Regions from separate parts of the Mus musculus genome. Here regions 2, 3 and 4 are each linked to region 1. Evidence: chromatin loops called from intact Hi-C (ENCODE). Cell type or tissue: left cerebral cortex. All regions are shown on one strand.

The links. A loop is a pair of places that touch in the nucleus more often than their neighbours do. Peaks named below come from ENCODE experiments on the same cell type or tissue, not always from the same donor. Only the 100,000 strongest peaks of a DNase experiment are listed, where the experiment ranks them.
Region 2: it touches region 1 in a loop (2.3-fold over the local background); 3 of 42 quality-filtered maps call a loop at or near these places.
Region 3: it touches region 1 in a loop (3-fold over the local background); 3 of 42 quality-filtered maps call a loop at or near these places.
Region 4: it touches region 1 in a loop (7-fold over the local background); 4 of 42 quality-filtered maps call a loop at or near these places.

Annotation. Positions count from the first base shown.
Region 1 is chr5:113,728,112-113,736,111 of GRCm38, forward strand. Ficd (FIC domain containing) reads left to right here and starts at 7,671. Exons shown (of 3, transcript NM_001010825.3): 1 at 7,671-7,938. In left cerebral cortex, CTCF peaks have their summits at 1,224 (motif pointing left) and 4,273 (motif pointing left); DNase peaks (open chromatin) are centred at 2,349, 2,655, 2,815, 3,232 and 3 more places; H3K4me3 peaks cover 942 bases; H3K27ac peaks cover 2,194 bases.
Region 2 is chr5:113,282,442-113,290,441 of GRCm38, forward strand. Sgsm1 (small G protein signaling modulator 1) reads right to left here. Exons shown (of 25, transcript NM_172718.3): 3 at 6,383-6,458; 4 at 4,784-4,946; 5 at 4,334-4,486; 6 at 3,186-3,253; 7 at 2,838-2,983; 8 at 2,539-2,670; 9 at 151-275. Among named protein-coding and RNA genes, the nearest start is that of Sgsm1, 24 kb to the right of the region's middle. In left cerebral cortex, CTCF peaks have their summits at 3,284 (motif pointing right) and 4,318 (motif pointing right); DNase peaks (open chromatin) are centred at 3,628, 4,305, 6,229 and 7,264; H3K27ac peaks cover 1,831 bases.
Region 3 is chr5:113,267,052-113,275,051 of GRCm38, forward strand. It overlaps Sgsm1 (small G protein signaling modulator 1), which reads right to left. Exons shown (of 25, transcript NM_172718.3): 14 at 7,241-7,305; 15 at 6,528-6,673; 16 at 1,650-1,778. Among named protein-coding and RNA genes, the nearest start is that of Sgsm1, 40 kb to the right of the region's middle. In left cerebral cortex, CTCF peaks have their summits at 3,188 (motif pointing right) and 4,884; a DNase peak (open chromatin) is centred at 4,631.
Region 4 is chr5:112,904,602-112,912,601 of GRCm38, forward strand. It overlaps Grk3 (G protein-coupled receptor kinase 3), which reads right to left. Exons shown (of 21, transcript NM_177078.4): 21 at 5,877-8,000. Among named protein-coding and RNA genes, the nearest start is that of Myo18b, 12 kb to the left of the region's middle. In left cerebral cortex, no CTCF peak of the experiment used is centred here; DNase peaks (open chromatin) are centred at 3,856, 5,537, 5,879 and 6,522; H3K27ac peaks cover 1,325 bases.

The DNA of each region.
Region 1 (8,000 bases):
GAAGGCCGAGCTTTGCTCTTGGCATGGCAAGGCTGAAATCTGGGTCTGCCATATGCTCATGATACTCGGAAACAACCTGGTTCTTTCTGCCAGGCATCTCTGGGACCAGGGTTCCGATGACATCACCTCCTGGGGTCCATCTGGCCATGGTTACCAAGGTAACCTGCTATGGGTCCTTTGCAGATCCCCTTATTGACCCATTTGGCTTCTCGGCTGTTGCCGCACTTGCATTGGCAGCTCTCTCATCGACCTACCCACCCCTCCATTCCCAGACATCCTCTCTCGCTCAAGGATAGCAGCCTTCTCAGATGCACATGGAACCAATTTACCTTTAACCCCAGTGGCTTCCCGTCGGCCTTAGAATAAGACCTAATTCTTCACTGCGGCTTGCAGGACTGCTGAAGCCCTGCCTGGCTCATTCTTCCCCATCCACGCCCTTCTCCACGTGGAGAATTCAAATCCCACCCTGAGTCAGTCCCTTGGTGCGGCAGGCTCTTTCCTCTTGTAAGCCTTTGCGTGTGCCTCGAGAGGCCTTCTCCTTCCTCTCAACCCTGCTTCCTCAACCCCTTTCCCCACTGTAAACACCAGTATAAAATGGCCCTTCGTCCAAGGCCTTCTACCCTGCCACCACCTTATCACTTTTGATTGTCTTGGTCCCTCCTTCGGCATCATCTCGTTCACTTATGGAATGTCAGCCTTCCTAACTCACCAGTACATAGCGTGGATCTGTGCCACCCTCGTATGGTACAACCAGAAATGGAACAGAGAGACAGAGACTGAGTCAGTCTAGAGGGGACGCTGTGGGTTGGGATGGAGGAGTACAGTGCCATGGTACAGTTCTTGCACAGTGTGCATGGCATCCCATGGACAATCCCCTGCACTGCATAAACTGGGCATGGTGGTATCCATCTCCAACCCAGCGCTCCAGAGGTGGGAGTAGAAGGATCAGAAGCTCAAAGTCATGCTCAGTTACACAGAATGAGTTTATAAAAGCAGAAATCCCTTTGTTTTGTTTTGTTTTTTCCTTCCCAGCCCCTGCTCCTGGAATGGCGATTCTGAGACTAATTTGTTACTATTAAATGCCTCAGCCAGGCTGGTGAGGTGGCTCAGTAAGTAAGAGCACTGACTGCTCTTCTGAAAGTCCTGAGTTCAAATCCCAGCAACCACTTGGTGGCTCACAAACATCCTTAATGAGATCTGATGCCCTCTTCTGGTGCGTCTGAAGACAGCTACAGTGTACTCATTTATAATCTTTGGGCTGGAGCGAGCGGGGCTGACCAGAGTGATCAGGGCTGACTGGAGGGAGCAGAGGTCCTAAATTCAATTCCCACCATGAAGGCTCACAACCATTTGTAGAGCTACACTGTACTCATATACATAAAATAAATAAATCTTTAAAAGAAGAAGAGGAAGAGGAAGAAGAGGAAGAGGAGGAAGATGAGGAAGATGAGGATGAGGAAGAGGAAGAAGAAGAAGAAAAAGAAAGAAAGAAAGAAAGAAAGAAAGAAAGAAAGAAAGGAAGGAAGGAAGGAAGGAAGGAAGGAAGAAAGAAAGAAAGAAAGAAAGAAAGAAAGAAAGAAAGAAAGAAAGAAAGAAAGAAAGAACTCAAGCAGGGCAGGAACCTGGAGGCAGGAGCTGATGCAGAGGCCATGGAGGGGTGCTGCTTACTGGCTTGCTCCCCATGACTTGCTCAGCCTGCTTTCTAATAGAACTTAGTGCCACCAGCCCAGGATGCTCCACCCACAATGGGCAGGAGCATTCCCTACAAAATTATTAATTAAGAAAATGCCAAGCCAGGCGTGGTAGCACACGCCTTTAATCCCAGCACTTGGGAGGCAGAGGCAGGCGGATTTCTGAGTTCGAGGCCAGCCTGGTCTACAAAGTGAGTTCCAGGACAGCCAAGGCTATACAGAGAAACCCTATCTCGAAAAACCAAACCAAAAAAAAAAAAAAAAAAAAAAGAAAGAAAGAAAAAAAGAAAGAAAGAAAGAAAGAAAAAAAAAAAAAAGAAAATGCCTTACAGACTTGTCTACAGCCTGATCCAATGGAGGCATTTTCTTAACCATGGCTCCCTCCTCTGAGATGACTGTACCTGCCTGTGTCAAGTTGACAGACACCAGCCAGGACAGGGAGGAAGGACATGCACCATGAGGGTGTCAGAGAACCTGCTTGGGTGTCAGTCCTTGTCTCCCATCTTGTTTGACGCAGGGTCTCCTGTTCTCTGCTCTGCATTTCAGTCTTGCTGGTCCGTGAGCCTCCTGCCCCCACGCTGGTGTGCTGAGCTTGCAGACACCGGGGTGACATGTGCTTGTGCAGCAGGCGCTTTAGCCACGGATCCCAGCCCAGAGGTGTTAGCTTGAGAAGAACAGGTTGCCTAGGCACTCAACTTACATCTGGTTCCCTCTAAGAACCCCCAGATGCCGCCAACCTCTCTGATTAGGGTTGAGCTCATGTATTCAGTAATTAAAGAGCATTTCCTCAGCTCCTGACATAAAGCCTTTGGATGTCTGACCAAAGCCACCCCCACCCTGCCCCACGAAAATGCTCTCTCAAAGAGAAGCATAGAGTATTAAGAGCTTGGCTTCCCTGGCCAGCAGGAGCCTGTGCTCATTTCCATGGCTCCTGTTACTATGACAACACAACACTTCCACCTACAGAGCTTTTGGGTATCTGGATGAATCAAGGGGTCAGGGAGGTATGTATCCCCTCTGACCTGCCCTGGTCACCTTGAGCAGATGAAGCAGAGGGTCTGGAGATTATGGGGGTGGCTCCTCTGGGGCCCCACTGCATCCTGATTTATGGTTCCAAAGCCGGAGGAGGAGAGAGTACTAGTCACGCCTTGGTGAGGCTGAGAGTACACTGAGCGCCTGAGGCAGTCTCTGAATCCACACTGCATCTTTAGGCTTTTCTGACCATTTAAGAGTCCTTCAGCTGGGGAGGGCTCATGCACAGCTCGGGGAGACGGTGACTAGAGGAGTTGGCTGCGCATTCAGAAGCTCCTGGTCTGGATCAAGGAGACCGGACCACTCAGCAGAATTACTGCTGGGCCTGATGAGGGAAAGGCCAAGTGACCGGTCAGAGGCTTCAAGATAGAAGATGGTCTTCATACCCTTCCCTCATGACAAGTCTCACAGGGAACTCTCCCACATACCAAGCGCAAAGGCGACAGAGGGCATGTGGCTTCCAAAGACAAATCATAAAAGGCACTGCCCAAAATATACTCTGGAGGCAGAGATTTGGCTGTGTCTGCCTCCCCGATGGTGGGATTAAAGACATGCGCCACCACGCCACTCCTGGCTGATGTCCACTCTGGAGCCGTTCAGCCTGGGAGTGTCCCAGCTTCCTGCTTGAAAATACTCAAGCACCCTGCACAGTGGACCTGCAAGTCTGAGTACAGGAGGCCTTGCAAAGAGGTCTCCAAGCCTCAGAGAAGCCTTCAGACACTGAAGGGCACAACACAGCTTCACTAATCTTAAGAGATACCACCATTGCCAACGGTCCATTTTTTTTTTTTTTAAGATTTATTCAAGCCAGGCGTGGTGGCGCACACCTTTAATCCCAGCACTTGGGAGGCAGAGGCAGGTGAATTTCTGAGTTCAAGGCCAGCCTGGTCTACAAAATGAGTTCCAGGACAGCCAGAGCAATACAGAGAAACCCTGTCTTGAAAAACCAAAAGAAAAAAGAAAAAAAAAAAAAAAAGATTTATTCAAAGCTATAGAGATGGCTCAGAGGTTAAGAGTGCTGACTGCTCTTCCAGGTTCTGGGTTCAATTCCCAGCAACCACATGGTGCCTCACAACCATCTGTGGTTGCTGGGAATTGAACTCAGGACCTCTGGAAGAGTAGTCGGTGCTCCTAACCATTGAGCCATCTCTCCAACCATTCCCCCTCTTTAAAATGATGTATACTGGCTGTCTCAGCCTGGTCTGTCCTTTGGAACCAAGACATCTATCTCAACTAGAAAAATATGGCAGACATTCAGAAACACAGAGGCTCGTGTTTGGTTTGGGTTTTCATAATGGATATATTTTTCACACAGCCATTTTTCTAAATTCTTTGTCATGAGTTAAGATGAGCGATTTAAAAAGAAAAAAACCCTCCTACTCCTGTGTGCCTCATGGAGGCAGTTCTACCTAATACAGAATGCTTCGGATAGAGAAAGCCAACTTTTCAGGATTACTTCAGGGGCCATATTTTGTACACCCAACACACAGCTTCTCCTGACAAGGCCATTCCAAAGGAGCTACCGCCTCCTGGTGGCCACACAGCCCTAACACCCAGCGCTCAGTCTCTCTCCCCTGCAGGTTTTGTTGTTTGGGTTTTGTAGTTGTAACATTGTTACATTTTTCATTTCCCACACAATATATGTTGATTCTATTCCCCCTCACCCTCCTCCCGACACTCCTGAGGACTCCAAGATCAGCTTCTTGCAGATTACAACCTGGCTCACAGACATGCCGACTGTTAAAAATGTTGAAAACGTCACCAAACAATCCAGGACAGATGATGCTTTTGAGAACTGGGGCTGGGGGTTAGGGGGCGTGGTCACAGTCACCGGTCAGACTTAACCCAGCATAAGAGCTGTGGGCTAGACCTCAGCTGCAAAGGAAGCCCTGTGCTCTCTGGTAGCCCGCAGTCCCCTCCCCTCCCCAGTGTCTCCCATTCATCGGCAGGGCCCTTAGACCTTCTGGATTTGCCCAAGTCTGTTAGAGACTGTTTATGTTAGCCTCCCAGGAAGCCTTGGAGAGAGGAGGGCCCTACACATGGCAATTTTATGTCTGAGTGCCAAAAACTTCAGAGGGTAAGTGACTTGCCCGGGGTAGTGGCCCTGTGTGTGAATGGCCATCAGTCTAGCCTGAGATCCCCTTGTCTTCTGTGACAGCAACTCCACCTTCACACACTGGTTGCCTCCTCTGTGAAAGGCTTTTACAATGAAATGACCACTTAGGGTGTCTGAATGACATCTTAGAGATTGCTCAGAGAACATTGAAGACCCTTGATCAAGGGTTAAACATAAGATCCTCTGTGCGGGCCTGTGCTGTGCCGTCCTGACACAGGCTAGAGCAGTGGTTCTCAACCTCCCTAATGCAATCACTACAAGTAATGACTATTCCTGGTTGTCAACTTGATTATATCTGGAATGAACTACAATCCAGAATTGGAGGGCTCACCTGTTATCCGAATCTTGAGACTGGGAGACACAAGTTTCTAGATCTTGGGGTGGCAATCTTGAGGCATAGTGGCCATGAAAAGCTTAGGCTCTGGGGCTGGAGAGATGGCTCAGCGGTTAAGAGCACTGACCGATCTTCCAGAGGTCCTGACTTCAATTCCAGCGACCACATGATGGCTCACAACCATCTGTAATGAGATCTGATGCCTTCTTCTGGGTGTGTCTGAAGACAGCAACAGTGTACTCATATACATAAGATAAATAAATGAATCTTAAAAAAGAGGGCCAGGCATGGTGGCGCACGCCTTTAATCCCAGCACTCGGGAGGCAGAGGCAAGCAGATTTCTGAATTCGAGGCCAACCTGGTCTACAAAGTGAGTTCCAGGACAGCCAGGGCTGTACAGAGAAACCCTGTCTCCAAAAGCCAAAAAAAGAAAAAAGAAAAGGAAAGAAAGAAAGGAAGGAAGGAAGGAAGGAAGGAAGGAAGAAAGAAAGAAAGAAAGAAAGAAAGAAAGAAAGAAAGAAAGAAAGAAAGAAAGAAAAAAAAAAAAAAAAAAAAAAAAGCTTGGGCCCAGGCAAGGCCTTTAATCCCAGGAGACTGAGGCAAGGAGATCTCTGAGTTCAAAGTCAGCCTGGGCCAAAGCAAGTCCCAGATCCAGGCGTGGCGGTACACACCTTTAATCTGGGCCACACCTTTGCTGGAGACCTACATAAGGACATTGGAAGAAGGAAGATTCGCTCTTCTTCCCCTGCGTGCACTTACTTGCTGGCACATCTGTTGGAACCTACTTCTACAGAAGACCAGCTGAAAACACCCAGCCTCGTGCAACTGAGCAACTACCGGATCCTTGGACTTCCCACTCACAGCTGACTATTGTTGGAGAGTTGGGCTACAGACTGTAAGTCATCATAACAAATTCCCTTACTATATAGAGACTACCGAAAAGTTCTGTGACTCTAGAGAACCCTGACTAACATACTACATTATAAAATTATATTTAAACATAGTTTCCTCATGCTGTGGTGACCCCCAACTATAAAATTATTTCATTACTACTTCATAGCCATACGCTTGCTACTGTGATGAATCGTAATGTAATGTAAATAGCTAATATGAGAGCCCTGTGGGGTCATGGCCCACAGGTTGAGAATCACCGCACTAGCGTTATCTGGAGGGAAAGGAACTTCAATTGAGAACAATGTTTCCATAAGATCCAACTGTAGGGCATTTTCTTAATTAATGATTGATGGGGGAAGGCCCCGCCCATTGTGGGTGGAGCCATCCCTGGGCTGGTCAGGGGGTTCTATAAGAAAGCAGGCTGAAACCGGATTTGGTGGTATATGCCTCTAATCCCAGCACTCAGAAGGCAGAGGCAGAGGCGGGAGGTTGGGGCTAGCCTGGCCTATACAGTGAGTCCCAGACCAATTTAAGCTACCTGCAGGTGACAGATCAGTAAAGTAGATTGACACCACCAAGTCAGTCTGCTAGTGGCAGAGCTGGGATGCGAACCCAGGGCTGTGTGGCTCCATGAAAAGAGTCCCAAATCCAGAACCTGAGGGCTAAGGCAGGTAGGAGCCAAACTTGGTGACCTGCGTTCAATCCACAAACCCATATGGTAGAAGGAGAAAGCCCAGGTTTGCAAACTGATCTCTGTGCACGTGCGCGCACACGAACTTTTTTTTTTTTTTTTAATTAAGAGATGTGAGCTGTTGTCCCATTCTGCCGTTGAGAAAACTGATCCAAGATCACAAGAGACTGAGGGCAAAAATCTGAATCTGTGGGCCGTCTGACTCCAGAGTGTGCCCAGTAACCTCTCAAAGCAGGCCCTGGGAGCTTCCGGTTCAATATTTGTGGGTTGAGATGGGAGCCCTGCCCTCTGCACCAAAGAAAACTTAATTTGGTAAACAAAAAGCCATAGCCAGCCGCTCCAGAGAATGCAAACTAAAAAAGGTCAGGAGGGCATGTTGGCTCAAAATGACCCGGGTTGAATACTAAGCCAGCTCGGGCTACACAGTAAGTCCCGACCAACCTGGGCTACACCGTGAATTAATTCCTAGCCAGGCCTGGTCTACACGGTGCGAAGCCATCTCAAAAACAAAAGTAGATTAGAGAGGACAAGAAAGGGGGTAAAGAAAAGGGACAAACGGTGAAACCGGGACTAAGAAGTGGGAAACGTTTGGTGATGTGGCTACTGCCATTGCACACCAGAGAAACTGAAGCACACAGAGCCTAGGTGGAGGCCCAGGAAGGTAGCAGATGCTGGGACGGGAAAACAGGACGCAAATGCTCGCCCTAGCCGGTGGCCTCGACCCCGCCCCATGCACACAAGCGACAGCCAATGGAAGCGGCACACGGCGCGCCTTTCCCGGGGGGATGCTCTAGCTAGCTCTAGAACCCGGAAGCGCGGCGGATGGACAAGTCGAGACAGCCAATCCGCCGCGGCAAGGGCGGCCGTCCGTCCAATGGCGAGGCGACGGGAGCGGGGCGAGGTGGTGGGGGCGGGGCCTGCGACCGCGGCTGCGGGGAACGGCCGCGCGGGTTTGGATGCTGGAGGCGGGCACGAGCCCTGGGCCGGTTCGTAGCGGGAGCTCGCGGCAGCCTCATTCCACCCCCCACCCCACCCCCCGCTTCGGGAGTAAGCCGAAGTCTGCTGGGCTCGAGCCGCTGCACAGGCCGCGCGAAGTGATGACGTGGCGGGTCAGGCCCCGGAGCTCCGGCGCCGCCTGTCAGAACGGCGTCATCCCTCATCTGTAAACCGGGAGCTACAGGTAGCTTGCTCGCTCTTCGCAAGGGGGCTGACAGCGTGCAAGGCTGGCCGGCAGCGCAGTGT
Region 2 (8,000 bases), 450 kb before region 1:
TCTGAAGCTACAGCAGCAGGGAGGCTGGGCCAGGTCACCATAACAACCAGTTCACACAACAGGCAGGCCTGTCTGGCTCTGAAGAGAGCATCTCCGTGTTTAGATGAGTAGAAGGTCTTGGGGCACATCCAACTGAAGTTCAACTCTTACCTCTTCTCGTAGTCCAGATCCCCCACAGACCCGTTCATCAGCTGATTGGGTGTCCACTTCAAGGTCATGACATCCGCTGTCTGGTGCAGAGACAGGTACCCTGGCACGGCCTCCATGTCATCCCTCTGCAGAGAGAAGAGATCTCAGGCCTGGTCATGTTGCTGGGCTCTGGTGGACACAGGCCTGAGCCTGCCTCAAGGATGCAGAAGCAGAATCAAAGGGTTGGGTTGTTTTTGGCATAAGCCCAGCGAGCAGAGAAACCACCTGCAGTCCATCCTGTAGATATTACCCAGAATCCCTCTCCCCAAGCCCCACCCACCATTCTTCCAGCAGCCTGAACCTCTGTCTGCCCAGAATCTGTGCATGGAACCTCTCATCCTCTTCCCATTATCTGAGGTCACTGGGCAGGCAAGAAAATGTCCCCGTCTCTCTTCTGGGAAGGACACCCTGCCCACTCCTGCCTGAGCTGCAGCCTTATCCATTCCTGACTTGAGGATGTCTGGTCACCCGTGGCATCTCTCAGCTGTGAAGTGGCTGTTGATGACCCTATTGCACACGAGCTAAGTCAATCACTCCCTCGATTGAGCTTGGGCAAGGCTGTTATTTTGCAGGGAGGACATGCGAGAGGAGCTTATGATTCAGCTTTGAAAGACAAAGCTATTGTGACTTGGACTCGAGAACAGGGTGACAGCCCATTACTCATCTCTCCAGGTCACCCAGTCCCAGATCCCCTTGGAAAGCAGAGACACCATGCTCCGTGGGCCTTTGGACCATTGCTGGAGATGACAGTGAACAGTCTGTACTTCACAGAACTTCTGGGTCAGAGAGGTCACCGAACTTTTTGTGTCAAGGGACTGACAGGAAGTACTTTGGGTTTTGTGAGCCATATGTGGTTTAGGGCAACCACTCACTTCTGCTGCCAGAGCCTGGCATGGTCCTGTTTCAATGTCTTGATGATTCATATTCATTCTCTCTCTCTCTCTCTCTCTCTCTCTCTCTCTCTCTCTCTCCCTCTCTCTCTCTCTCTCTCTCTCTCCCTCCCTCCCTCCCTCCCTCCCTCTCCCCCTCCCTCCCTCCCTCCCTCCCTCCCTCTCTCTGTCTCTGCTGTGGATGGAACCTTGAACATGCTAAGTCCTCTACCCTTGTTCTTAGCATTTGAAGCTTCCAGTTGGTCACTTGAAAACTGAGTACATCTTAAGTTCATTACTTCCTAAATCTAAGATATTAGAGCCTTGTACCCCCTGGGATGCAGATATGACAGCCCACAGGGCAAAACGACATGTGATCACCCAACTGTTAAGGCTGTGACCACAGAGCTAGGACTGCTTCCTTCTTCCTTCCAGCTGCACCACAACACCACACTGACTGTGACCCAATGACAGAAGACAGAAAAGGACAGCCTCCCTCAGGGCAGGCACTGCTCAGGTCTCACGCTCCACCTGTGCCCAGCCAGCCACTGGGGCACAGAAGGCAACCATTCACAGGAGCAGCTGTTGTGAAAGCAAATCACAATCCTGTGCCTTGTTTGGGCTTCTGCGTTGCCATTTCTACATATTGCAGTCCAAGGCACGTCACAACGAGTACTGGACAGGTGTTATCAAGGAAGAGGATCACCTTTATAAGACCACACCTCCGTCACACAGAGCATCTGGGTAAATGTTTGCTGAGCGGCAGCAAGAGTACATAGCCAGGCAGATGGCCTGGGGATGGGGATGTAGGAACAGACAAAAAAAAAAAAAAGTGGACAGCCAGGTGGGTGGACAGAAAGTGAATAGCTATACACACAAATAAAATCAACAAGGATGAAGGGAATGGAAGAGCTGAAGGGCAAGGCAGCTAGCTAGAGATACTGCCATGTGCCCTTATAGAGATGTGTGTGTGTGTGTGTGTGTGTGTGTGTGTGTGTGTGTGTATGTATGCATGTGTGTATGTATGTGTAAGTAGATAGATGATGGATGGATGGATGGATGGGTGGGTGGGTAGATGGATGGATGAATGGGTGGATGGGTGGGTGGATGGGTGAGTGGATGGATGGGTGGGTGGGTGGATGGGTAGATGGATGGATAGGTAGGTGGGTGGATGGATAGGTAGGTGGGTGGGTGGATGGGTGGGTAGATGGGTGGATGAATGGATGGGTGAATGCATGGGTTGGTGGATGCAGACACTGCTGGGACAATGAAGCAACGCAGAGGTGGCTGGATGAGCGGATGGCTATATTGATACATGAATTGATGTATAGATGGAGTTGTTGGTGAATATATGAGTAAACAGACGGGTGTATAGGTACATTAATAAAGAGGTGGGTGAATTGATGAATAAATGGACCACCCAGCCCCCATAACCTGTACTCAAACCCTAGGAACATGACCTAGGCACAGCGGAACTCACTGGCTGAACCAGAACATTGTTCTTTCCATAGAGCAGGGTGGCCCTGGAGTTCTGGTGCAGAGATTCTACATAGTCCCGGGCAGAGATAGATGGCCGGTCGTCCATGCTGCCACTGGAATGCCTCTTCTGGATCTGGTATCAGCACAAGGGTGGGGGGAGAGACAGAGAGAGACAGAGACAGAGAGACAGAGGGAGGTATGAGGCAGTGACCACAGTCAGGACTCCCACCCTGTTCCCTGCCTGCCCCGAAGCCAAGTCCAGACCCTACCAGAGACCATCACACTGCCCACCCATCTCACACAGAGCGCTGGCCGCTTGGTGGGCGAGTCCTGTCTCAGATGTGAGCTGTGGATCCGGTGTCTCTGGACCAGCTCGTCGGCTGAGGGGTCAGTCCAGAAGTGATCTGCAGTCTTCATCTTGGTATACTCCAGGGCACATGGCCCCACTGTGGAGCATACAGGGCTGGGAACCTGGCATCCCCAAGAGTGCCCCCACCCCAACTGCCTCAGAATGGTCTCCCTCAGAGCACTCCACTTCCCTCCAGGCAGTGAGGATGCCCCAGAGTCCAGCAAGAAGACACTTCAGAAGAGACAGGTCCTGAGCCCCAAGAACAAAGGACCAAATGCAATCCGCACCCGACCTCTTACCCAACAAAGAGGCCAGGATGGGTCCGTCCACCGGGTCCATCAAGAGTGCCTCCTTCTCGTAGTATTTACTATTGGGAGGAAAGGACATGCAGGTTTGCATGGCGAACACCAGAGGGCACACGGGGCGGACTAGGCTAGCCCAGCTGAGAGCCTCAGCTGCAAAAATAACTGTATCTCAGACAATTGATGAAAAATGCCTGGCCTGGAACTCACCGGCGCCAGCTCGCCACACAGCCGCGAGGCCTTTAGGAGAGCAAAAGAATCTCAGGCTCTCAGGCGACGCTGTCTTGTTACCAAGGCAAGAAAACGCTGTCTAGCTGTGGTGTAGACCCAAAGGCTGCTCTCACAGACTCCCCCACCCTGTCAGGTCAAAACAAATGCCAGCCCCAAGTCCCTGAAATTTGGCCCTGATAGAGGTGTGATGTCATCATCACAATGTTCATGCTGAAAGTTTGGGAATGCGCTTGTTGGCAAGCGATACGGTGGAGTGATTTTCCAGTTCCTTGAAAACTCATCTGACACATAAATATCAACATAGAGATGTAAACGTTAGATCAGGCTGGAGGGAGGGCTCCACAGTTGCGTGCCCACTGCTCTCATAGAGGCCCCGGGTTCGATTCCTAGAACCCACATGGTAGCTTACAATGATGCTGAGGGGTTATCAGGATGAGAACTGGTCGGGAAGTCTCATACTGTAAAACACTGACATCAAATTACTCTGGAAGGGTTAGCCTCATTGTGTATTTCAACAAGTCGTGGCCCGCTAGATTCATCTCTACTTCTTCTCTGTAAAGCACTCCGTGCTCTTTAGCCAGAGAGATCACCAAGGCACAGAGAGGGAGACTGACTGTCCTGCCTTCAAACAGCTATCAAGTAGAGGAGATTGCAGAAGGATGGATTCCAAGATCCCTCCTCCATCTTGACTTAAATGTGAAGCCCCTGTTTGCACATTGCTCTTCAGCACCCGAATCCTCTCCCGCTTTCAGGATAGGTAGCTCGGGGTCAAACATACAGACAGCTTTTGTTTAAGCCTTTCAAACCTCAAAGGAGTTGGGGGGGTGGGGGGGACACAAACCAGTTTATTCTCGAGGGTGCGGTTCCCAGAATGGCCAGCGGGTGGCGGCAGAGTGCAAGCGTCGGTCTCTCACCTGCTGTTTTCCACCAGGTAGTGGACGATTTTGTCCAGGACCCTCTCGAACAGGGCGGTGCGGATCCACAGGTGCTTGATGGCCAGCGGGGACAGGTTAGGCAGCTTCGGCAGCTTCCGCACGTTCTCTTGCAGGCCCTGGATCTGGTTTCGCCTTTAAGACCGGTGGTAGGAGAGAATACACTCAGGAGAGACAGAGAGGAAAAGGGGGGGGGGGAGGGGACAGGGAGGGGGCAGGGAAGGAGGACGGGGAGGGGGAAGGGAAGAGGAGGGAGAGAGGGAGAGGCAGGAGGTGTGGCTTTCGCCTGGCTAAGGGGACCAAGCATTTCCCTCTAGGCTCGCCCCAACCGCCCCCCACTCACACTCACGCCTTCCAGGCTCGTCCCAGCCGCGCCCCCACGCACACTCACGCCCTCTAGGCTCGACCCAGCCGCGCCCCACGCACACTCACGCGCTCTCAATGAGTTGCTCCAGTTCCTGGACCTTGCGGCTCAGCTCCTCGGCCGGAGGGAAGCCTTTGCCCACCTTCATGAAGAGCGCCGCGATCTTGTTGCTTCGCAGGAAGCCGGCCGCCCTCCGCCGCAGCCCGTGCAGCACGCAGGCCTCCACGGCCGCTGCGGGGACACAGTGGTCGGTAGCCGTCTTGTCTCTTGTGCACAGTCGCCAGCACCGACAGTGCAGAGAATCCCATACCCGTGTGCCAAAGGAGTCGAGAGGTTGGCGATTAATGAGCACGTGCACGGGGACCAAGGTCGGTCATCTCTGTGCATCCTGTCAGCCATCAGCCTGCCGTGTGGCTGTGGTCCATCACTCCCTCTCTTTTTGCTTTAACCTTCCCTCGTAAGAGTGCGCACACTGAGTGACCTATGGGTCACCATCGGCAGCTGTTGTCATTGTCACGATTGCCATCTCACTCACCATCATCTCCACCATAACCATCATCTCCGTTGTCACCATCATCTCCCTCACCATCATCTCCACCATCACCTCCACTATCACCATCATCTCCTCCGTTATCACCATCACCCTCACTCGCGCCCTCGCTACACTCATCTGTCACCATTGTCCAAGCTACATTTTGTGTCAACTTGACACAACTAGAATCATCTGACAGGAGAAAAGTTCAATTGAGAAAACACCTGCACAAGACCAGGCTTCAGGGAACCCTGTGGAGCATTTCCTCATTAGTGATTGATGGGGCAGGGCCCCGCCCATTGTGGGTGGAGCCATCCCTGGGCTGGTGGTCCTGGGTTCTATAAGAAAGCAGGCTGAGCAAACCATGGGGAGCAAGCCAGAAAGCAGCACCCCTCCATGACTTCTGCATCAGCTCCTGCCTCCAAGGTTCCTGTTCTGTGTGAGTTTCTGCCCTACATGGGTTTCTGCCCTGATCCAAGCTGAAATAGCTCCCGCAAGTAACTTTTGGTGTTTATCACCACAGTATAAAGCAGACTAGGACGTGCACTCGGTGGGATGGGGCCAAGGGAGGACATGAACCCTGGTCTGCCTACTACAAGGGATGAGGTTTCGCCCCCACCCTACCCCGCACGCTCCACGTGTAGCCAGGAACCAATACATTGGCGGAGGATGACCTTCAACTTGTGATCCTCCTGCCTCCACCACTGGAGTGCTAGGGAGACGGGCATGCGCCACTGTGCCTAGCTGTGGATGGAATCTGGAATGCTGAGTGTTTGAGGCAAGTGTTCTACCAATTGAGCTGCATTTCCAGCCCTCAGACCCCTCTCTCTCCATCCTTTACCCAGCCTGGCAGACACAGAGGGAGGAGATGGCTGTGCCTCAGCCGGCGGGATGAGTCAGGATAAAGCAAGCCCTCCGCGGGACACAAGAAGCAACCGCCCCACCGTCAGCCCCCTCACAGTTCTGCTTTTTCCAAATCCACTTCCTCCTGCAGAATGCCCTCGGGATCCCGAAATAACTCCAGAGTCACAAAGCCCGGTGTGATGCAAGAGCTGGCTCACAGGTACACCTCCTCTGCTGCAGCCCAGCCAGGAAGCTGCCCCCCACTGCCTCTGCCAAGGCGGTCACCACTCACCACAGAAGGAGATGATGTGGCTGCTGTCCTCGTGGACGAACTTTCTGGTAACGGCTTCTTCCATGATCTGCTTCACCTGAGGGGCACACGGGAGTGGGAGGGGCTGATTGGATGGGTTGCTGCACCTGGAGACTGTGAGTTCAGCACCAGAGTGTCTGAAGGTTGTCTGGGGTATTTGGACAACCCTTCTTCCTTCTACAGCCTCTTGGTCTGAAGTAGATCTGGGGCCAACAGGCACACACTGCCCATTTTGCTTAATTTGCATGGAGGTCTGTCACCTCTTCCAGAACTCACACAAAATGCCCTGCACAGCATTGCCAGAATTGTTCCCTTCCCTTGTCCGTCAGAGATCCTGTGCTCTGATTCCTGCAGCATCCTGTCTCTGTCTCCCCTCCAGAATATAAGTGTCACACACCCCCCCCATCCTGTCCTTTGCCTTACTGTGTGCTTGGTAAAGGTCCTGTGGGCACATAGTAGCTGTGTGTACTGGCTAGTTTTGTGTCAGCTTGACACAGCTGAAGTTATCATAGAGAAAGGAGCTTCAGTTGAGGAAATGCCTCCATGAGATCCAACTGTAAGGCATTTTCTCAAGTAGTGATCAAGGGGGAAAGGCCCCTTGTGGGTGGTACCATCTCTGGGGTGGTAGTCTTGGGTTCTATAAGAGAGCAGGCTGAGCAAGCCAGGGGAGGCAAGCCAGTAAAGAACATCCCTCCATGGCCTCTGCATCAGCATCTGCTTCCTGACCTGCTTGAGTTCCAGTCTCGACTTCCTTTAGTGATGAAAATGTAAGCTGAATAAACCCTTTCCTCCCCAACTTGCTTCTTGGTCATGACGCTTGTGCAGGAATAGAAACCCTGACTAAGACACTGTGTGAGTCTGAAGATACAGGAATTCAGTGGGTGGCATGGGGACAGTCAATGATGGGATCCAGGAAGCCCCGGGTTCAAGTCCCCATGTGGGATCCAGCAGGTTTGTGGGTGAGCTTTGGGAAACAGAGGCTCAGGAGAATCCACCTGCCAGGGAGGGAGAGATGGAATGGACAGAGATGGAATCCCGGCTTGGGGTGCACTATGCTGAATAACTCCAGGGAGACAGACAAGGTCTCTCAGGGAAAGGACAGCTGGCCTTGGAAACAGTACTTACCTCAGGGGCTGGAATGCTCTCTGACTTCCCTGGGCTTGCATCCTACTCTGCCCAGAGGCATTGTGGGATTCCAACAAAGCCTGTCTCTCTGGGCCTCAGTTTCCCCACCTTGAGACTGAGGTCACACAAGGTGATCCAAAGGCCTGTCCCAGAAATCCATCCCAGGACCTCTAACAGGGGCCCAGAGTAGCCACATCCTGGATCCCCACGCAGAGGGTCGCCATTCTGCGTTTTTTTCGGCACACCGCACAGCTAGCTGCCTGACAGGGGTGCCCCCGAACCCTGCTGCCTCCGCTTCTTCCTGCAGCTTGCTCCCAGGAGGCTCAGACAGGACAGAGCACCACCTGCACTCAGTCACTCAGCACTAAGTGCTCCAAGGTAACAGGTCAGCCGCAGCCCACCCTCCCTCGTCAGCACCAGCCCTCTGAACAGCTCCCGGCTCTGCCGCCCCCTATCGCAGCCCAGAAGTGTTCTC
Region 3 (8,000 bases), 460 kb before region 1:
GTAAATAAATAAAGGTTCATAGCATCGCCCAGCTACCTATCAGCAAAACCTTGGTGTATGCCCAGGGTAAGTGTTAACTCACTAAAAGGAAACAGGCAGCAGTAGAACAATTTGGATGGATCTAGAGATTGTACTGAATTTAAAAGTCAATACCCAAAGTTTCCACACTACAGAACTCTGTTTATACAACATTCTAGATGTGAGAAGATTCTGGAAATGGAAGACGGGAGGAGGAACCCGGGGGATGATGGCAGGATGGAGGTGGGCGTGGCTACAGAGGGACCAGTGAGGATTCTTTTTGTTTGTTTCTTTTATGGTTTGTCGAGATACACTTTCTTTCTGTAACAGCCTGGCTGTCCTGGACTCACTTTGTGGACTAGGCTGGCCATGAACTCACAAAGCTCCACCTGCCTCTGCTTCCAGAGTGCTGGGATAAAAGGTGTGTGCCATCACACCTTGTAGTCTCCCTCCCCCAGCCTGAAACCTGCTTGCTCAGGGGTGGAGCTTGCAGCCTCAATCGTTCTGCCATGCCCACTGCTGGAACCTGCCGCTTTGCTGTTCACCCTGCTATTGGACCCCAAGATTAATTGGCAGGAATCGGGCCCCTTCCCCTGCTTTATATCTGCGTGCAGAACAGTAAAATTGAGCTTTGATCAGAATGCCTGTCTTAGCTACATTTCTTTCTCTCGCCACCTAGCCCCTCTTCTCTTCCAGGTTTCCAAAATGCCTTTCCAGGCTAGAACCCAGGTTGTGATCTACTGGCCAGACACAACAACACCTGACCAAGGTGAGGATTCTTAAGGCACCAGCAATGCACAAGTCTTGATACATAAGAAAATAAGTACATACACACCGTTGTATACACACAGACACACATACCAGTGTGTATACATGTACACAAACACCAGCATGCATATGTGGAGACACACACACATACACACACACACAGGAGGATGGAGGAGCCTGAGTGGGGTGGGATGCTGTACCAGCATCAGTGAACTATGACAGCATAGGACATCACAGTTCTGTTGGAGGTCACCATAGGGAAACTGAGTAAAGGTCACACAGGTCTCTGCAATGCTTCCTACAAGGCACGGGAGTCTACATGACCTCAAAACAGGAGGTCGGCTTGTTTGAAAATTCTCTCATGTTGTATTTCCACCAAATAGCTTTTTTCCTCCATGTTCCTGTTTCTTCACTGTGTCACTCACCAACAAGACTGTAACAGGCAACCAGGGCTCTACTGTACCCAGAGCTCAGCTGCCCAGTACCCAGGTGCACAGGGCCCAGCTGCCCAGTATCCAGGTGCATAGGATCCAGCTCCCCAGTGCCCAGCTGCACAGTATACAGCTGCCCAGTACCCAGGTACATAGTGCACAGGTGCACAGTAGCTAGCTACACAGTGCCCAGGTATACAGTGCTCAACTCCCCAGTACCCAGGTGCACAGAGCCCAGCTGTATAGTGCACAGCTGCACAGCACCCAGCTGCACAGTGTCCAGCTGTCCAGTACCCATCTTCATAATACCAGCTGCATGGTGCCTGGCTACACAGTACCCAAGGGCACAGTTCCCAGCCTCACAGCACCCAGCTGTCTAGTTCTCAGCTCCACAGCACCCTGGAACTTTCATTGTCCTTACAGGTAACTAACCTCTTTCCTCTCCATCTCTGTCATCCCAAACTGGTAGTGGCCGAGGAGGAAGGGCCACACTGCCCTGCGGATCTCAGGCTGGACACCTCCATAGTAGATGAGACGCAGCAGCTCCTGCTCCGGGTAGGTCTATGGGGGAGGGGTCAGAGGGCAAAAGGTCTGGTCAACAGGAAGCCAGAGTGGCCTGTGAGTCATGAATGAGCAAAGCCATAACTTTTGTGTCTGGAACATTCCCCCAAAATGCTTGTGTTAATGACTTGATCCCTAGTTTGGTACTATTGGAAGCTGGTGGGGCTCTGCAGAGGAGAAGCCCACATAGGTTTAGGTCACAGTGGAGGATGGTGGCTCAGCCCCACAGTAAGCCTTTCTGTTTTGCTCTTTTGCCATGTTTTCCTGCCAATTTGTCCTGTGTTGCCGAAGGACCACAGCCACAGGGCCTTCTGATCTCCACAATGAGAGCCATGATAAACATCTTTTCTTTATAAGCTTCTGGGTCTGGGAACTTGTTACAGTAACAGAGAGAGAACATACTACAGGGACCTGTAATTAACTCTGATATCACACGAGGAGCTAACAACCCAACCCACCCAACTACATCTGTGTGTGTGTGTGTGTGTGTGTGTGTGAGAGAGAGAGAGAGAGAGAGAGAGAGAGAGAGAGAGAGAGAGACATTACTTCCTAGGGAACCACACAGGGAGTTGTAAGGGCGACCGGCTCAGGTGTGAGGACTGATGTGTGTGTGTGGTGGTGGTGGGGGGGGGGCAAAGTGTGAAGTGGGGAAAAAGATAAAGATGTGACCAGGGATGATATAGGATAGCAGGTGTGAAGGACCATGCTGCAATTCAAGCACTCAGCGCAGGTCAAGGTCATCCCTAACTACACAGAGAGTTTGAGGCTAGCCTGGGCTACATGAGACCTTATCTCATGATGAGGTAAAAACAACAACAACAACAAAACAAAAAAGAATAGGTGAGTTAAGAGGGAGAAGAGGAAGAAGGGAGAGGAAGAAGAGGAGAGAAAAGGGAGGGAGGGAGAGGATTAGAGGGGGATAATTGGGGGGGGAGCATGTGCCCAAGGCTGTGCCTAATGTACTAGCAATCCCATTTAATTAACAAATGCAATCTCATCTCTAGTCAGCATGAAGAAAATGACTCTAAAGCAAAAGAATTCAAAGTGAGCATTTTCAGAAGCTTCTTCTGACACCCAGTGTTCGGCACAGCAGGGTAGCTTAGGGCTTTCTCTAGTTCGGGCTTAGCTTTGTTGCTTCAAGAAAATCCACCGGGCGAAGCCGCAGCTACAGTATAGCCTTCCTTGGGTTGCCATGGGAACTCTGACCACTTAGGTAGATAATGTCAGAGTCTTTAGAAATCAGAAAACCTGGCTGTGGCACAAATGCAAAGTCCTCATCAGAAAGACTTCCTTTCTTCAAGGGGTTGGGGGGAGGGCGCTCTCTGGAGTCACTTGGATGTCCACTGTTTCCCTTGGTTTTTATTTTATGTGCACGAGTGTTCTGCACCATGTGCCTGCAGTGCCCACAGAGGCCAGAAGAGGGAGCCGAGGCCCCTGGAGCTGGAGTTACAGCAGGCTGTGAGCCAGCATTGAACCCAGGTCCTCTGATAGAGCAGCCAGTGCTTTTAACCACTGAGCCATCTCTCTAGCCTCCTTGGCTTTAATTTATGAGTTATAAAATGACTCCTCTGAAGTTTCTAATTCCTTTTTTAGTGTGAGTCTCTAGGGGTTTGTGAGTTCTGTTGTCAGTTTGCTGGTACATACATTTCTATGGCGTTCACATGTCCAATCCATTCCTTTGCCTGTGGAGTCTGTAGTGGTGTCCCCTCATTGGCTTCTGACTGGTCACCTGTGTACCCTCTACACACCTGTGCTTCTAATAAGGGGTTTCCCAGCTTTGCTGGCCTTCCCTAAGAGCCAGCTTTGAGTTTCTTATCTCCATTCTCTGTGTGTTCTAATTCTTTTCTGATCACTATCTTTCCTCCTGTCTGTCTGCTTCAGGTTCAGTATGCTGCCCCACGCACCACTTCCGGTTCCTATGATAGAAGGTTAAGTTGTTGATTTGACATATTTTTACTTTATAGATACAAAACTTAGACCTATGTATGCATATATGTATGTATAATGTATGTATGCATGTATAATGTATGTATGTTACATGTATGTATAACGTGTGTTACATATATGCATTATAACATATGTATGTATGTGTATTTATTTGATATGATACTATGTGTATGCCTGATCCCTTCAGAGGCCAAATGATGGTAGGAGATGCCCTGGAACTGGAGTCGCATGCTACGGTGAATTGTCTGATGTGGGTGTTGGGAAAAGCAAGCGCTCTTAACCACTGAGCCATCTCTCCAGTCCCTGAACTGTAAGACAATGCTATGTTAAATTTTAACATTTCCTGTTTTGTTTATGATCTTGGGTCCTGTTTCTTGTAAATGCCATAGCTACAATTATTTGCTGGAGTGACAAGAGAGGAGATGATATTAAAAATAGAAAAGCTATTTCCAGGACTCCTGGAGCCACGGGACTACATTTCCCAGACTCCTTTGCATTCACGTGTGGTCACATGACCGTTTTTTTTTTTGGCCAGTTGGGTGTGAGAAGTAATGGATACTATTTGCAGGTCTGGGACTAGGAGGAAGTTGGTAGGTTCTCTCCGGCTTCTCAAGGGACCATGAAGTGGAAGGGGATGCCACTGACACAGCTCACCAGTGAGAAATAAACCCAGTGTTTCCAGGCAACAAGGCAGCGGGGACAGTTTCTGGGATTCAGTGTACAGCACAAGAAGGCAGCTAAGCCTTAAGAAAGGACTACACCAGACGGGGGAGGGAGTGTTCATCAAGTAATTCTGGCTCATCCACTGTTTCACCCAATTTGACCTTAAACTGGTATCTCCCAAACTGGATCACGGAAGCACTCCGGGGACTTCAGAAACAGACGTGGGCTCTTCTCCCAGAGATGCAGATCTGGAGCAGAGCCTAGAAGCCAGTTGGGCCTGTAGCTCCCCATGAACTAGCAGGCTCACGCTGTGCCCGTGGGAGGCAGAGAGAGTACTCTGGCTTATCTATTTCAGGTTTTATTACACTACAATCAACTTCTAGGAACTCATTCGAAAAATCAAAATGCCAGGGGTATAGAAGGGCGTGCGCTAGTGCTGCCGCTGCACTACCGGAAAAGAATTCTTTTTAAAAAGAGCAAAAAGGAAGCCAGGAGGCGCACGCCTTTAATCCCAGCACACAGGAGGCAGAGGCAGGCGGATTTCTGAGTTCAAGGCCAGCCTGGTCTACAAAGTGAGTTCCAGGACAGCCAGGGCTACACAGAGAAACCCTGTCTCAAAAAACCAAAAAATAAATAAAATAAAATAAATGTTTTTAAAATAAAAATTAAAAAGAAATATAGATGAGGTGGATACAAATATATTCCTATCACTCTATAGCTATAAACAAGAGACCAAAGACATGATACATAAGTTTAGAAACTCTGTGTATATATAATAAACACAGAAATATATAAGATCTATATAATAATACACAGGCATAAATATCTCTGTGTATTTGTAGATGTATTGATTAAAAATCCTGATGAAGTATATGATATATAACTTCTATGTCTTTTTGTTTGTTTGTTTGTTTGTTTTTGAGACAGGGTCTCCCTTTGTCGCTCTGGCTGTCTCAGAACTCACTGTGTAGAACAGGCTGGACTTGAACTCACAGAAATCTGCCTGCCTCTGCCTCCCAGGTGCTGGGACTAAAGGCATGTGCCACCAGTGCCCCACTTCCCTCTTTCTTCACAGCAGTGGATGAGATGACCAGCTGTCCCATGCTCCTGTACCTTGACTAACTGTGAGCTAAAATAAGCCCTTACACCTTTAAATTGCTTGGGGGGAGGGGGATTATAACTGCAACAGGAGAGAAACTTTGTTGCATATAAATCCACAAAGCTTTGAAGCTATAGATACAGCAACAGGAGAGAAACTTTGTTGCATATAAATCCACATACCTTTGTAGCTATAGATACAGCAACAAAACCAAGGGTACAGGCAGGGTGACTGACAGCGCTGGGGCAGGTGCCCAGACTGTAGCCTGAGTCAGATGGACAGGGTCAGAGCAGGTGCCAAGGCCACAGCCTACATGCATCCCAAAGTAGGTATGAACTTGGTCCAACACATAATCAGTGACTTAATCAAAACATTATGCTACGTAACTGAGGCTATCCTGGAACTCACAAAGTGTCTTAGGCTCGCCTCAAACCCACAATCCCTTTGCCTCAGCTTTGTGAACACTGCAATGACAGGTATGTGCCACCATGTCCATCTTAGCTGTCCCTTCTCTTCTCTTCAAAGTTGAATAGCCTTGTCCCCAATGCTTGGGCCCTGAAGGGTTTCAGACTTAAGATTTTCTTGCAAGTTGGAATATTTGTATGTATGTATGTGTGTGTGCATATATATATATATATATATATATATATATATATATATATATATATATAAGTATGGGTCTGTTCTAAGTCCATGTATTTAACATACACTTATTCACACAGCCCACAGGTCACTATATATGGTATTTTTAGTGCATAGCATGTTTGTGACCTGTCACGTGAGGTCAAGTGTGGGATTTTCCATTGGGGTTTTATGTCAGAGTTTCAATTCTAGAAATTTTGGATTTTGGTTTTGGCACTGGGATACTGTACCTATGCATTTTCCCTGACTCCCTCACCCTTTCATCTGGATGGGACTCAAGTCAGCTGTGGAGTTGGCAGGCCATGTTCAGAGAGGCATACCTACCTGGGTCCCCATGAGTCTGACCTGACAAGATGGCACCCCTCCGTTCTGCCCTCTGATGAACAAACCCAGCTCACCGTGCTGTCCTGGATGTATTTTTCCCAGATGCTGGCTGTCAACCCTTGCCCAGCGTCACAGGGCAGGTCTGGAGACACGATCATGTGATTGACCAGGGCTGACAGGTGGGTCCTCACGGTGGACAGGTGTCTGCAGTAGGCGAGCCCTGGCCAGGGAGGGAAGGCAGGCTTCATCTTCTGCCCACCACACTTCACTAAGTCTCTCCTGGAAGCTCCACAGGGCTACCCACCTCTATCTTCAGGAACTCTCAACCCAGAAAATTCTCATTGTCCCTTTTCCAGGGGAGGAACCCAAGTTGAGGATGCTGTCACTGGGTGTCCTGACAACTAAACCTAAGGGACGATTTGTCTTTGGACAGACACCACTCTCCTCTGCTGGAAGCTACCACATTTAATAGATGTGCTGTGGGCAGGGAAGGGACAGGGAAGTAGGAGGAACCAAGGACTCCTGGGCTCACCCTAGGCCTGTCTCCCATTCCTATAGAAACAACTAAAGCCGGATGTGGGCAGAATCCCTGATGGATGGAGAAGGGAATGTCTGAGAGATACCAAGTACTCTGCTTGCTTTCCAAGCTAGTCCTGTCCCCTCAAAGGAGTGCCTGCCACGAGCACCTTCGTCCGCTTTGCCCTGGGCACTGGGAACATGCCTGGGGCGCGAGGCACTTGATAAATGCTTCTTGCAGACAACAGCAGGATGGGGGATGTGCACTCACATCCATAGAAGGCTCTGGAGAGGATCTGGTACTTCATGTTATCACACAGCAGTTTCAGTGGGGCCCTGCAGGAGAAGGGAGGAGCAGAGGGACACACACAGCTTAGATGTTCTACAAAGGAACCATCCACGCTCCACACAGTAGATCGAAGTCAACTGTCAGGACAGAGGGAGGCCACTGTGCCCACCCCACCCCCATGCCCCTTCTCTGTCACAGCCCAGGTTTCTGTTGGGGGGATCAGCCATTCATAGCGTTGTGTCTCCATGGCTTAGATGCCCTGGACGATCACCTGAGACGGCTGGCTGGCAGAGAAGCAGTCATGTGACCCAACCTGGGCCAATGAGAATCAGCCCTGGGATCTGTGCTTGTATCTACCTGGAAGCATGCTCGTTTTTTCCTGCCCCTAAGCCAGCAGGATACATAGTAGTGGCTGCTGGAAGTCTTGGCCACCACCAAGGAGGGCCAGCCCAAGAACACAGCACCATAAAGGCCCTGGCCCGGCCCACAGACCGGGAGATCAGGAGGGCTGTTCCTGTTCTGAGCGTTGGGATCCAGCCAGGCTCAAAGCTGTGTTCCCTGAACCTCTCAATCATGTGAGCACATCTTTTTTTTTTTTTTTTTTTAAGATAGGGTCTTATTCATTATATAGCTCAGGCTAGCCTGGGACCCACAGCCCTCCTGCCTCAGTCTCTTGGATGCTGGGAATCACTGGCTTTCTCCATCACACACATTCATTCTCCCCCCTACCCTTCGAAACAGT
Region 4 (8,000 bases), 820 kb before region 1:
GTAACCCCTTACTCTTTCTAGGTGTAATTGCTGATCTGCATTCCTGCGTAGCTTGTTCATAAACCAATTGTTCAATTAAAGGCATAGCTGCTTCTGGGTCTCCAAATATCCTCCCTGCTGCCCCCGTCATTCTGGCCACAAAGTCTGAGAAGGACTCCTGTGTACCTTGAGTAGTCTTGGTCAAATGTCCACTTGCCTCTCCCTTCTTAGAGAGTGCCTTCCATGCCTTAACAGCAGCAGCTGAGATCTGAGCGTATGCTCCCCAATGATAATTTGTTTGGTTAGCAGCATGCTGTCCCTGACCTGTAAGCAATTCAAATGTCCATGTTCTTTGGTCCCCTTCCATGGTGGCATTGGCCCTTGCCTGTGTCTGGCAGGAGTCCTGCCACAAGACTTTCCACTCAAGATACATTCCCATACTGGGGGCTGCAGCTTTTACTACAGTCTGCCAATCACCAGGAGTCATAGCGTGATTCGCAAGCCTTTCGAGTTGTGCTATAGTGAAATTAGTGCTGACTCCATAATTGCGAACTGCTTCTGCAAGCTCCTTAATCTGTATATACTCTACCGGAGCGTGAACACACCCTCCCTCAGATCCTTCAAAAATTGGGAACGCTTGCTGCACTTTTCTCTGTTCCTCTTTTGGAATGAATGAATCTGAATGATACCTCTGCACATAAGGCTCTGAATACCTCTGCACATAAGGCTCTGAATGGTACCTCTGCACCTAGGGCTGAGGTGCACTAGGACCCTGAAGCCGACAGTCCGGAGGCCGACCAGCAAGCTGGCTTTCGCCAGCCGCTTTTTGCCTTTTTCTGGACTGAGTAGCTCGCTTTTTATCTTGCTGGTACCTTTCTCCCTTATAACGAACTGCTTCCTCCTCCAAGTCCATTTCTTCAGAGGAGCTAAGTCCTTCATCTGATTCTGAGCTACTAAGAGCTAGCCGCTTAAACTCATCTAGTGGCGGGTATAAGTTCCTTCTCCTAGAAACCTTCACTGATTGATCTTTTTTCTTTTCTTTTTCCTTCTCCTTCCTTCCAATCTCTCCCCAGGTGTTATTCCCTGACATTGACTTTTCCTCGGGTTCAAGACCTGTGGAAAGGCCTGTATGCTTAATTGGTGCACCATGTTTCCTCTTTGCTCCTACTCTCTCTCCCCGCTTAACCTCTGATAGACTGTCTTGAATTTCGTCCAGAATTCTCTGCCCTGCCTTAACCACTTGTTGACATGTGAAAAAGAACAAAAAGGCTTCTAACACTGGAGAAAGTTCAAGGCCAGACATACCTCGTAAAGCTGTAATGTGTCCCGCAGTTCTGGTTCCGCCCCGTGAACAAGGGATCTCCCTTGCACCAGTGTGATGGTAGTTCCACTTATTGCCCGAGCTTTTGTCCCCGCTGGCAAGAACACACTCAGGACAACCGGAATCTTCTGCGGCAAAGCTTTTATTGCTTACTTATCAGGAGGGAAGACCCCCAAACCGGGAAAATGGCGCTGCTTATATAGCCTGCAGCGTGATATTTCAGCACCTGATGTGGCGTGACAGCTCCTGATTCACTGCTCGCCCATCACCCCACTATTACGCCCCGAGAATGGGCAGTGATAGGAGTGAGTTCACTCTTGCACTTGCGCATAAGGCTTGTTTACTAGTTAGGCGCAGTGGAAGCCAGCGCTATCTTATAAGATGGCGATTGCTCATGGCACGCACGTGATTGCTTGTGGCACGGCTCTCCACAACAGACTAAACACAAATTAGTTTTAGCAGCAGTTTGATCCAGCAGAAACCAAAAATTAGCTGGAATACCACAAGAAGTTCTTTGATGTGTTTCTCTCTACAAAGTGAAGACCAGTGAAGACCAGCTAAGAAGTTGAGACCAGTGAAGCGTTCCATGGCCAGCAAAGACCAGCGAAGCGTCCCACTGTGTCCCAAGGCAAGCGCTTCCTCTCACTGTTTGTGGGGTTCCACTTATACTCTTTCCAAACATCATGCACCGTCTCAAGCATTGCTCCAGCAAAACATCCTCTCCCAAGGCAGCTTCCAAAACAACATAACACGGTACAACTGAGCTTCAAAAACAAAAAACAGCAGGGCGTGGTGGTGCATGCCTTTAATCCCAGCACTTGGGAGGCAGAGGCAGGCAGATTTCTGAGTTCAAGGCCAGCCTGGTCTACAGAGTGAGTTCCAGGACAGCCAGGGCTATAAAGAGAAACCCTGTCTCGAAAAACCAAAACCAACCAAACAAATAAACAAAAACCAGAAATCTCTACTTCACCAGAGCCCCACCTTGCAGAAAGGGTCCTTTCGCTGGTTGGGTTTTGTCAACTTGACACGTGCTAGAGTCATCTAGGAAAAAGGAACCACAATTGAGAAAATGTTCCCTTTAAACTGGCCTATAGACAAGTATATGGGGCATTTTCTTGATTAGTGATTGTTATGGGAGGACCCAGCCCATTGTGGGCAGTGCCATGCCTAGGCAGGTGGTCTTGGATGTATAAGAAAGCAGGCTGAGAAAGCTACGGATATCAAGCCAGTAAACAGGATTCCTCCATAGCCTTTGCTTCAGCTCCTGCATCCAGGTTCCTGCCCTAAGTGATACATTGTGATACATTGTGACACACTGTGATACATTGTGACCTGAGAAATAAGCCCTCTCCTTCCCAGCCTGCTTTCAGTCATGATGTTTATCAGCAATAGGAAGCTACTAGGACGGGTGTCCTGGGTATGACACCAGAAACTTAAACAGAAGGAGTTCTCAAATTGTTCACCATGCAGACAGGATTAAAGGGTCTATGGACAGACAGTCATAGAAGCACTTTGGAAACTGACAAGAAGAGTGGAAAGCTGAGGGGTTGGAGGCAGGACCAGCCAGTCAGGCTGAAATGGGGAAGGCAGGGAAGCCATGTAGAGAGGAGTGAGGTTGCGAGCTGAAGGGACAGCTGACCCAAGGCTACAATGGGGAAGAGACATCATGCCAACTTCCTGCTTCTCCTAACAAAGGCCACCTGAGCAGGCTTCTTTTTGAGCGTGTCCCCAGGCAGTCTCTGAGGAGCCTATTGGTCCAGCCATGTGAGAGGTTCCTGGGTCTCATGAGAGTAACCCATAATGTACACTGGGCAGCTGGAGGAAAGCAAACGGCTCAGGTTACATGACCGCTGCTGTGGGTGACCGGACCCTCCACAGTTGTGCTTGATATGTGTACATGTTTTCCAGACTTGAACCCCCATGGTGGGGTACACTATCCCAAGCGGTGATAACTTATGAAAGCCTCTCCACATTGATATTCTTCTAGGCTCTAGACAGCCTGATGAAAACTATCCTCTAGATGCTACAGATGAATTCTCCCATAGTAAAAACAAGTTAGTCCAAGACATTACACACACACACAGAGAGAGAGAGAGAGAGAGAGAGAGAGAGAGAGAGAGAGAGACAGAGACAGAGACAGAGACAGACAGAGAGAGACAGAGACAGAGAGAGACAGAGAGAGAGACAGAGAGACAGAGAGACAGAGAGAGAGAGAGAGAGAGAGCTCTGTTATTCAAAGTGATACGGGTCCAGGTTATTTAAAGTGACTGGCTGGGGATGAGTTGAGTGTCCTTGGAGGGAAGCCAGTTCCCTTTCGTGTCATTACCTAAGGGGTGATGGGATTTCTGTGGCATTCCAGAGGACTAGGAGCTCTTCAGCTTTCGTCACAGACATGTAGGCTCACACAAGGCAGTGCCTCCTGCCCACAGGACAGCTATACAAACCAGACTAGGGTCTCCTGCCAGCTACTGGCTGAAAAGTTTTAAAGTCAGCACTAAGACACTCCAGGGAGGCTCAGTGGTGGCCAGGCCAGTGGTGACTTCCTTTCTTCCCTAATTAGCAAGAGACAGGGCTTTTCCTGTCCAGCTCAAAGACAGGAAATACCTAGCTGACCCCTGACTGTAGATCCTAGCAGCTGAGGCTTGGAGCTCTGGCTTAAAGGGGTGTGCATCATAAGAGCCACTCAGCACAACTCTGTGGAGCAGGGGCAGTATGCAAGGAAGGAGTTCTCTATCCAGGAAGAGAACCCAAGTCATCTTGTAAGCTGATTCGGGTGTGTGCCGTGGTTTTCCACATGCTGCAGGCAAGATGAATCTCTTCATATAGGCCTAGACTCCATTTTGAAAGGTTTGGGAGGCTCCAAAACCCTGAAGCCTGGGCAAACAGCTGTACTATGAGGCCAACGGAATCAGCAGCCATGCCTGTCCACTCCTTCAGTATCACGGAATCATCCCATATCAATTTCACCCAAAGTCAGCATCCTTTAAATTGAGTCACCAATACTGTAGCAACTTGGTGCAGTCTTCAATGGCAGACAGGGTCAGCATGTCTGATTAGGCATTCTTTATCCTTGTCAGTTGGGGTTGATATGAGCAGTTTTCCAGCATAGAAAACCAGTCGGACTGCTCCAGAATGGAATGACTGTGGTACCTACCACTCCCGGGGCCAGGGATTGGTGATGTGGACCAATCAGTATCACATGCAGGGCTGATGATGATTAATACAGACTGACTGTGATACGCTACCCAGGACCAATGAACAGAGACTTGGAGTAACATATGATTACATGTGGGAACTGCTTCAACTGCTCCTGAGATGTTATCAGGGGGCTGTAATGGCTACTGATGGTTGTCAACTTGACTATATCTGGAATGAACTACAATCCAGAATTGGAGGGCTCACCTGTGATCCAGATCTTGAGGCTGAAAGACACACATTTCTGTCCAATCATTTTTGTTTGTTTGTTTGTTTGGTTGGTTGGTTGGTTGGTGGTTTGGTTTGGTTTGGTTTGGTTTTTCGAGACAGGGTTTCTCTGTATAGCCCTGGCTGTCCTGGAACTCACTCTGTAGACCAGGCTGGCCTCTAACTCAGAAATCTGCCTGCCTCTGCCTCCCAAGTGCTTAGATTAAAGGCTTGTGCCACCACTGCCCAACTCTGTCCTGGTCTTGGCAAGGAGATCTTGAGGCATAGTGGCCATGAAAAGCTTAGGCCCAGGGAAGATACTACATGTCTTTAATCCCAGGAGACAGAGTTCCAGGTCAGCCTGGGACAAAGTAAGTCCCAGATCCAGGCATGATGGTACACACCTTTAATCTGGGCCACACCTTTGCTGGAGACCTACATAAGGACGTTGGAAGAAGGAAGATTGGCTCTTCTTCCCCTGCGTGCACTTACTAGCAGCACATCTGTCGGAACCTACTTCTACAGAAGACCAGCTGAAACACCCAGCCTCGTGCGACTGAGCAACTACTGGATCCTTGGACTTCCCACTCACAGCTGACCATTGTTGGCATAAATGGAGCCTAGAGGGTCCCCTTAAAATAAGAACCAGCACCAGTGAGGGTTATTCCCAGGTGTGAGTGTTTGCCACTATGATCCAGCTTTCCAAACTGTTCTGAATAGAAAGGAGTAAGAAGGCACATTTAAATCAGCTTTTCCTCGGAGTAGTTTTAAACCACAGTTTGTCATGGATAAAAGAGAGGGGGAGAGGGCTGAGCTGGCATGGTTACTGGATGTGAAGACCAGTAAGACTGAAGGAGGATAGCATAGATGGAAAATGCCAAGGCTCGCTGAGCAGCCCTGGTTCCCACAAGGCCATGCTGGCTAGAGAAAGGTTCTATTTGATCAGCTCACAGGGCCCCCTGGACAAGGCTGGCTTTAAAAACTAGAGCAGCGTCCTGAGTGACCAACTCTGGAGGTCACTCTCCTAAGTGCTTGGGGGTGCAGCACCCTTGATGGCTGTCGAGGGAGAAGAGGTCAATTTCCAGCAACCCACCTGCAATGCCTTAAAAAACCCACATGCGTGTCTCGGTTGGGGAAGAGTCCACGTCAGGGAAATGAGATGTCAGCCTCAAGCCACTGCTTGTAGGAGCTTGGTTTTATTGTTTCAGCAACACAAAAGGCTGCCATCTCTCTTTAAATAACAAACTATACAGATCACAAGAAGCAGAAATACAGATGGTTTCCATGGGAACGCACATACGGATTCAATAAATAATATAAAATGCTTTTGTGCTAAAATAGAACTCTTGTCTCCTAGTTACAGGTCCATCCATCTCTGTTACCAGAAGAAGCCAGATCTGCTATTACTTAGAACATAGAAAAATATAATTTAATAACAGAACTAAAAAAAAGCCAGTGTTGAATTTATAAACCACATACAATACATATAACCACAGGGCAGGTGAAAAATCCAAGGAAATGGAGGGAAAAAAAAATCACAGTTGATAATCAGAATGATGGCTCCACTCCCAAGCTGCTGTCAAAGATGTTTTACATTTAGGGCAAAATAAAAAGGGATGGCATAGGTTTCTGTTTCCTGGAAGGACTCAGACTATTAGAAGCCGAGACCTAACTCTACGCTATGGATTTGAATTAGCTGTAACGACTTCTGTCCTTCATGAAAGGCGAACATTTCGAACCAAGTCTCTGTGGCTGCTTTTCAATTGAAGGCCATTTAAAGTGCGTGGTTTCCCACTTTGGGAACATGGCACCTTCGGGTGGCTTGTAGGAGTGTTCACACCTGTGTCAGGAAACAACTCCGTCTGTTAGTTGATTTGTTCCTAAGGCAGGGTTTCCCCTGTAGCTGTAGCCCAGGACGTCCCAGGACTTATCATTCTCCTGTCTCAGTGTCCTGAATCCTGGGGCTGCCAGTCTGAGGTGCTGTGCTGCGTTCTCTCTTATTTGTCTAAGTTGACAAAAGCAACCAACAGAGAAAATGCTAATGTCCACCAAGAATGGAGAAGAGGCTTTGGGCTCATCCTTCTTCATTCCCATAGCAACAAATAAAGGAAAAGAGGCCTTGAACCAACCAATGAAGTTAAAGCAAGAGGTCCTATTAACATGAATGTGAGCAATTGAGACTTTCGAGTAAACCTCACTTAGGAAGAGAAACGATTTTTTTTTTTAAATTTAAATTATGGAAGTTCCAAGTAGAAGTGGAATCAAACATGTAGGAAGGCGGTGATGCCATTCTGAGGTTCACCACATCTAAGTTGGACACGCACCCCTCCACAGCCCATTCATGGACAGTGACTAGGTCACAGCCTCACACTGCCTGGGCGACACAGCCACAGTCTCAGGTGACAGACTCAGTGTCCGGGGATGTACCACTGATGAGGGACCTTCCTGGGAATGTCCATAGAAGAACACGTGGCGGCACCTTCATGACGGGGCAACTCGGCCTCAGGAACGAAGCAAGTCTTGCAAAAATCCTTGGGGGATTCTGAGGGCGTGTCCCTTGAGCTCCCCTCATTCCCTCCTTGGTGGGTCATCATGCCAAGTGTGTGGCTTCCATCAGCCAACCAAGCCTTCTCCCTCTGTCCTTACCCTACCACTGAAACGGTGAGTTCCTGTACCGAGTTGCTCTGCCTCTCTGTCACACTGACCACTGGTGAACAATCCTGGCTAGTGGGGCCTCAGAACAGCTGCTTCTCACAGACACATAGCCAAGGTCAAGGCGGCCACTAGAGATAAATCTTATTAGTTGGCTAACAGTCTGCTGCCCGCTGTCCACACCCTCTGGGAATTAAACCCAGAATCTTGGAGATGTAAGGCAAGACCTTGGCCCAGAGCTACTGCCATAGCCCTTGGTGTTCTGGAGGCAGAGACTTGCCATGTAGGCCAGGCTAGCCTCAAACTCATAAGCCTCCTGCCTCTGCCAATCAAGGCTGGGCTTGTGAACCTGCAGTGTCTTTCCCCTGTAGGTCACCATCCATCCTTCATTGCTGGTTTTACATGGACAGTTTGTAATGTCAGCCAATGGGCCTTTCAATGTGCACACTTGAGTATCAGTAGCAAGACAGGTTCCTCTGTCAACCACTACAGTGTGACAATTTCCACAGGCTTTGTTTAAAAACAAAAACAAAAAACAAAAACAAAAACAAAAAACCCACACATTTAATTATGACCCAGAGGAAAAGCAGGGAGCCCTAAGGACAAGAGGGTAGTTTAGATTAAAATAAATAATAAACAAACTGGG